2 separate regions of the Homo sapiens genome follow, and region 1 is linked to region 2. Evidence: chromatin contacts called from ENCODE Hi-C or POLR2A ChIA-PET data. All regions are on one chromosome and are shown on one strand. Each heading gives the region's core, a stretch centred on a gene start or an enhancer-like site at or near the end of the contact. The rest is flanking DNA. Distances are from core to core; before and after follow the strand shown. Region 1 holds the start of IRF9 (interferon regulatory factor 9). Region 2 overlaps DAD1 (defender against cell death 1).

Region 1 (2,829 bases), core at 1-2,500, 1.6 Mb after region 2:
GGCATGCCCAGGCAGTAAAATGGGTCCTTGGGAGCAGTAGGTCTTGCAGTGGGTGGGAGGGAGGAGGCTTTCTGGGCAAGGGCATGGGTAGATAGTAGCAGGCAGTGTGGGCACAGGTGGGTTGTTAATCTTGTTCGTCCAGGTGTCTCAGAGTCCAGCTATGTTAGACACACTCAGTTAATATTAGCCAACACAACAAATATTCTGCTCCCTTTTCTCCCCAGGGCACACTACAAAGAGTATCTTGTGAGCCTCATCAATGCCCACTCGCTGGACCCAGCCACCTTGTATGAGGTGGAAGAGCTGGAGACGGCCACTGAGCGCTACCTGCACGTACGCCCCCAGCCTTTGGCTGGAGAGGATCCCCCTGCTTACCAGGCCCGCTTGTTACAGGTATAGCCTCCACCCAGCCTCATCTCTTAACCCACCCTACAGAAGTCACCTGGTGCTGACTGTGTCTGAGCTCCAGGCTTCCAATATCATTACCTTCTCTCTCCTTCTGCAGAAGCTGACAGAAGAGGTACCCTTGGGACAGAGTATCCCCCGCAGGCGGAAGTAGCTGAGGGCAAGGGTCCCGATGAGGGTCCCATGGCCTGCTCCCTCAGGAACAGCTCCAGCACCAATAAAGAGGCATCTTACCACCCAGGCTTCTTGGTGGTCCTTCTTCCTGGTGCCACCATCTAGGGGCACCAGGGAAAGAGCGGGGTGAACAGAGCTTTGCTGAAAAGGGCCCCCTGCAACCTAGTGCCTGACCCTCCCTGGACTCAGGACCAGGAAGGAGTTGACACCCTGGATGGTCAAGGGAGGCCCTCCCCATCCAGCAGCCTGGCCTGGGCTTCCTCCCTCCCTGCCTCCTTTTTTCCTTTCATAGAATTTGACTGGTATTTGAAGTCACCCAATATGTATCAGGTGGGCACTGTGGGGGAATGCAGATGCACAGGTGTACACAGCAGTCCAGAGGTCCCAGGCCTGACTCCAGGAAACTGGCCTCCCTGGGGAAGCCACGGTGTCACCCAGAGGTCAGATAGAAGCAAGAGTATCTGAGGGAGGCAGGGGAATGAGCCAGGCTGGAGCTGAGCCAGCAGGGCAGGGCCCCCCTGCTGCGACAGTGGCATCCTGATAGTGAGATGCTCAGATGCTGCTGCCCTCTAGTGGCCGCCAGTTCCCTGCAACTCAGACCACGTGATTTCTGGGAAAAGGCCCTCCCTGGAGGAGAACTGAAACTTAGGGTGGGGACTGTAGAAAGGGGCGGAGAGATCAGCCGCCCAGCCAGGAGTTAAGCTGAGGTCGTCTGAGCCCTGCGACAGCCTGGACAGCAACTCAGGTAAGATCAGCCAAGGATGGGAGTCAGCCTGGGATCTAGGGCTAGAAAGTCCAGCCAGATTGAGGGCAGGGGGTCCTAGGGGTCGCTCTGTTAGACTGAGGGATAGACAGAAGATCTCTTAAGTCAGGAAGTGGGAGATTCAGCCTGAGAGTGAGACTGACAAGGGCCAGCTCCCCAGACCCTTGTAGGCAAAGGTCAGGAGGACCTACTGCTGGATTGTTCAAGGAAGAAGGCTCCTGGCCCCAGCCTCAGTGGACCATTTGTTTCCTTGCCATCTGGCCCTGCCCACTTCTGCTGCAGCTCCAACCCCACCCCTACTTCCTGCCCCACCTACTCCTGGGGCCGGCAGGGGGTGGGGGTCAGGCTAGGTTGTGTAGGCTGTGGGGCGGTGGGTGAAGAGCCTGATGGATCTCAGCAGAACCTACCTCTGCTGATGCTCGGGAATCTAGACAGGGCCTGTCACCAGGAACGATCACCAAAGGAATTCTTTTGTAAACAATACATCTCTGAAAAGTCCTAAAATTAAGACCAGTGCCCAAGGTTTCCTTCCAGGTATCACAGCTTAGAGTGCTAAAAACAATGTTTTGGGGGGTTTTGTTGTTGTTGTTGTTGTTTGTCACTGCTAGTGATGGCAGAAAGGAAACAATTCTGTCCCATAGAGTGTTGAAATGTGTTTGGAGCTAAAAGAAGATGGATGGGATCTCTGGGACCTGTTGCCAGAATCTAGTCTCAATGGCCAGGGTCTCAGGAGATGTTCCCTCCCAAAGTGTCAGTTCTGATGCATCCTGCTCCTATTATCCCCCAGGATGGCATCAGGCAGGGCACGCTGCACCCGAAAACTCCGGAACTGGGTGGTGGAGCAAGTGGAGAGTGGGCAGTTTCCCGGAGTGTGCTGGGATGATACAGCTAAGACCATGTTCCGGATTCCCTGGAAACATGCAGGCAAGCAGGACTTCCGGGAGGACCAGGATGCTGCCTTCTTCAAGGTGAAAGGGCCTGGAAACCACTGTTCCTCTGTGTGTGGGATGGTGTATACACACTGGTACACTCATCCTCGAGCACTTGCGTCTGCCTGGGTTTCAGATAAGGGACAGATTGGAGAGGAAAACTAGCTGCATCATTTGCAGAGTCCAGTACAAAATGAAAATGTGGAGGCCTTGTTCAAAAATTTTAGGGATATTGGCCAGGCACGGTGGCTCACGCCTGTAATCCCAGCACTTCGGGAGGCCAAGGTGGGTGGATCACGAGGTCAAGAGATCAAGACCAGCCTGGCCAACATGGTGAAACCCTGTCTCTACTAAAAATACAAAACTTAGCTGGGCCTAGCGGTGCATGCCTGTAGTCCCAGCTACTCGGGAGACTGAGGCAGGAGAATCGCTTGAACCAGGGAGGTGGAGTTGTAGTGAGTCGAGATCGCACCACTGCACTCCAGCCTGGTGACAGAGTGAGACTCTGTCTCAAAAAAAAAAAAAAAAAATTTCCAAGGATTTCAAGATGGCAACGCA
Region 2 (2,708 bases), core at 109-2,608:
ATGAGAGAATATTTGTGAAGGTGCTTTGGAAAATATTGTATCTTATAAGTCAACACATACATAACCCCCATTTTTCACTCTGTCTACATTGCCTAAGAGAAATATATTTCACTTTTACCACTAAAACATGTTGAAACAGATGTAAATGTGGTAGCACATACTTAGTTCAATTTCTAGCAGAGTGCATAATGATGCAGTTCCAGGAATGCACTGTCATAAGAGTGGAAGCACCTGTAACAATCGAAGGATTAGTAAAGGATTACCTGCTCCAGGAAGAAGACAAAGGACTGCCATTTCCCAGGGTTGTCAGCACTGCCTTTTGCCATTAACTTCAAATATACTTAATGAAAACAAGGAGGCAGGTTCACAGCTGTAAGTTACCAACTCATAAAGAGTTCAGCACAGAGGACTGAAGAGAAAAAAAGGATTCTGATACCAGCAAAGAATAAAAACAGAGCCAGAGGCATATGGAGGAGTGGCATGGAGTTCTTTAATTTGGAAGGCAAAAGGTTACATTTAATGAAAGGCAGAGGCTGGATTAATAAATGTTTGTTAGAAAGTTGTTCTGACACACAGTGAACTCTGGGCTTTTCTCCTGCATAAAAAGCAGAGCTAGCAGTAAGTGCAAATCTGAAGAAAATCCATGTGTCCAATAAGCTGCCATCTCCAGAACTCTTATCCAGGAAATTCAAAGAGTGAACCTAGAAGAAAAAAGCAGCAAGGTTAAATGTCTTATGATACTAGAGACAGGGCCCCAAATCCTTCCATCTAAATTCTAACCCACAAGACAGTTATGGGGTTCCCACACTCAGGACAATATTTAAACCAGGCGAGAAAAACTAGAAAGAAGCAAGTATTTTTCAAAGAACATTTTATGGGAGTAGTATCCAGAAAAATTAATGTCAAAACTGAATTTCAAGCACATCAAAGCAAAACGAACTAGGAACTGTGAGACATGTGTCCTAACTCCAGCTCTACCATTAATTAGCCGCAAGACTTCACATAAGTCACTGACTTCCCTGGCCCACAAATTCTTTGAGGTGAGAGGGTTGTAGTTTAACCTAAAGAGCTTTCTGGAATCTAAAATGCTTATGAAGCACAGATTTCCATTGGTGGGGAGGCAGGGTAGGGAAGTAAGGATTCAAGAAAGAAAGAAAAATTCCCAATCTCAGCTATAACAAAGGACCAAAATATAAGAAATAATTTAGTTTTCATTTAAAGATAAGTTTATTTTTGGCAAGAAAAAGGTGAAGAAAGAGTAACCGCAACAGAAGTGGCCACATTGCTGCTAGAGCCAAATGGAACTGAGATCTGTAACTTGTGAGGTGGAACCCTCACCACAAGATACAGGCTTCCTTTAGTCCCTCAAAGCACAGCCTCCCACCTACTGGACTCCAGCACAGCTCTGGTTGGAAAGTGACCTCCAGCCTTAGGGGCTCCAATGTCTCCAGCTATAAGCAACTGATTTTCCCAGTGTGCCATAAAAATACTGCAATCTCCTACGTGTACCATGACTCAAAAGAGGCTGGGAAATACTACCTTTCAGAAGAACCGGGCTGCCCCAGGAGGAAAAAGGGCACTACCTTATTTGGTATATTGGGTCAAGTAAGTAACCTGGAGATTCTGGCATCAGAACTTAAAGGAGAGATTTTGGACTTTCAGCCAGAATGCTTTTATTTCACTAACACTGGTATTTACAGAAATGCTACATAATTGCAGAACATTCCTGAATCAGTGGTATTATAAGAAATGTATAAAAGAAAGAGCAATAACAGGAAGCAAAAGGTGTTCACAGTGCCAAACAAAACCAAACAGACCTATTCAAACTCACCTATTCATTCCATCAAATTTCTTAAAGCAAACTCTCTGGCAATAGACTATCAGCCAATATAACATTACAGCTTTTTTTTTTTTCAAGACAGAGTTTTGTGCTTGTTGTCCAGGCTGGAGTGCAATGGCGTGATCTCGGGTCACCGCAACCTCCGCCTCCCGGGTTCAGGCGATTCTCTGCTTCAACCTGCTGAGTAGCTGGGATTACAGGCGTGTGCCACCACACCCAGCTAATTTTTGCATTTTTAGTAGAGATGGGGTTTCACCATGTTGGTCAGGCTGGTCTCGAACTCCTGACCTCAGGTGATCCACCCGCCCCAGCCTCCCAAAGTGCTGGGATCACAGGCCACCATGCCTGGCTACATTACATTTCTAATGGCCAAGGTGAGAGAGGACTAGATCATAATGCCATTTTCAGTGAACAAAGCCTTGACACTTTTAGAAATATAAAAGAAATCCTAGTTTAGTACAAAATCAAAGTTTAAAGATTTTATTATATTAAAACATTTAAATCTAAGATGCTGAGGCCAGTCCACGTGAAAGGCAAAAATTGACTCATGAGAGTAAGTCTCTTTGATAGTGGTTTTCAGAAAATTCTGTTTACAAAGATCTGCTTCCCCTCTTTTAAAGCAGATCTATTTACCAGACACTATTCTAAAAGCAGAGGTTCTAGGATTCTTTGAAATATTAGCTCACACAATTGACTACTCAACAGCTAAGAAGAATGGTTTCAACTATTAACCAGGGCATAAAGGTTTCAGGAAACTGACTAATAAAATCTCCTCCCCTGATATCAAGACATGCAAAATGAAGACACCTACTGAGAAAAGTTAGCGTGACTTCAGTCTATTTCACCTGGGCAGAAGACAGTGCCATTT

What was found. A loop is a pair of places that touch in the nucleus more often than their neighbours do. ChIA-PET counts read pairs that join two places held with the same protein, here RNA polymerase II (POLR2A). Pooled maps may share reads with other maps.
Region 1: a loop to region 2 is called in a pooled map, with 5 times the contacts of the local background. The contact joins the promoter of IRF9 here to the enhancer-like site in region 2. A Hi-C loop is called at or near these places in 1 of 50 pooled maps. POLR2A ChIA-PET finds 5 or more read pairs at or near these places in 2 of 52 experiments (CD8-positive, alpha-beta memory T cell and activated CD8-positive, alpha-beta memory T cell).

The regions. Positions count from the first base shown.
Region 1 is chr14:24,160,015-24,162,843 of GRCh38, forward strand. It overlaps IRF9 (interferon regulatory factor 9), which reads left to right and starts at 1,251. Exons shown (of 9, transcript NM_006084.5): 1 at 1,251-1,324; 2 at 2,130-2,310. The coding sequence starts at 2,131. It overlaps RNF31 (ring finger protein 31), which reads left to right. Exons shown (of 21, transcript NM_017999.5): 20 at 225-393; 21 at 506-641. The coding sequence ends at 559. RefSeq lists enhancers at 978-1,367, 2,357-2,416.
Region 2 is chr14:22,564,437-22,567,144 of GRCh38, forward strand. It overlaps DAD1 (defender against cell death 1), which reads right to left. Exons shown (of 3, transcript NM_001344.4): 3 at 471-701. Among named protein-coding and RNA genes, the nearest start is that of LINC02332, 8.7 kb to the left of the region's middle. Within about 2 kb of position 1,359, at least 6 of the 41 ENCODE cell types and tissues checked have a DNase peak (open chromatin) inside an H3K27ac peak, as active enhancers do.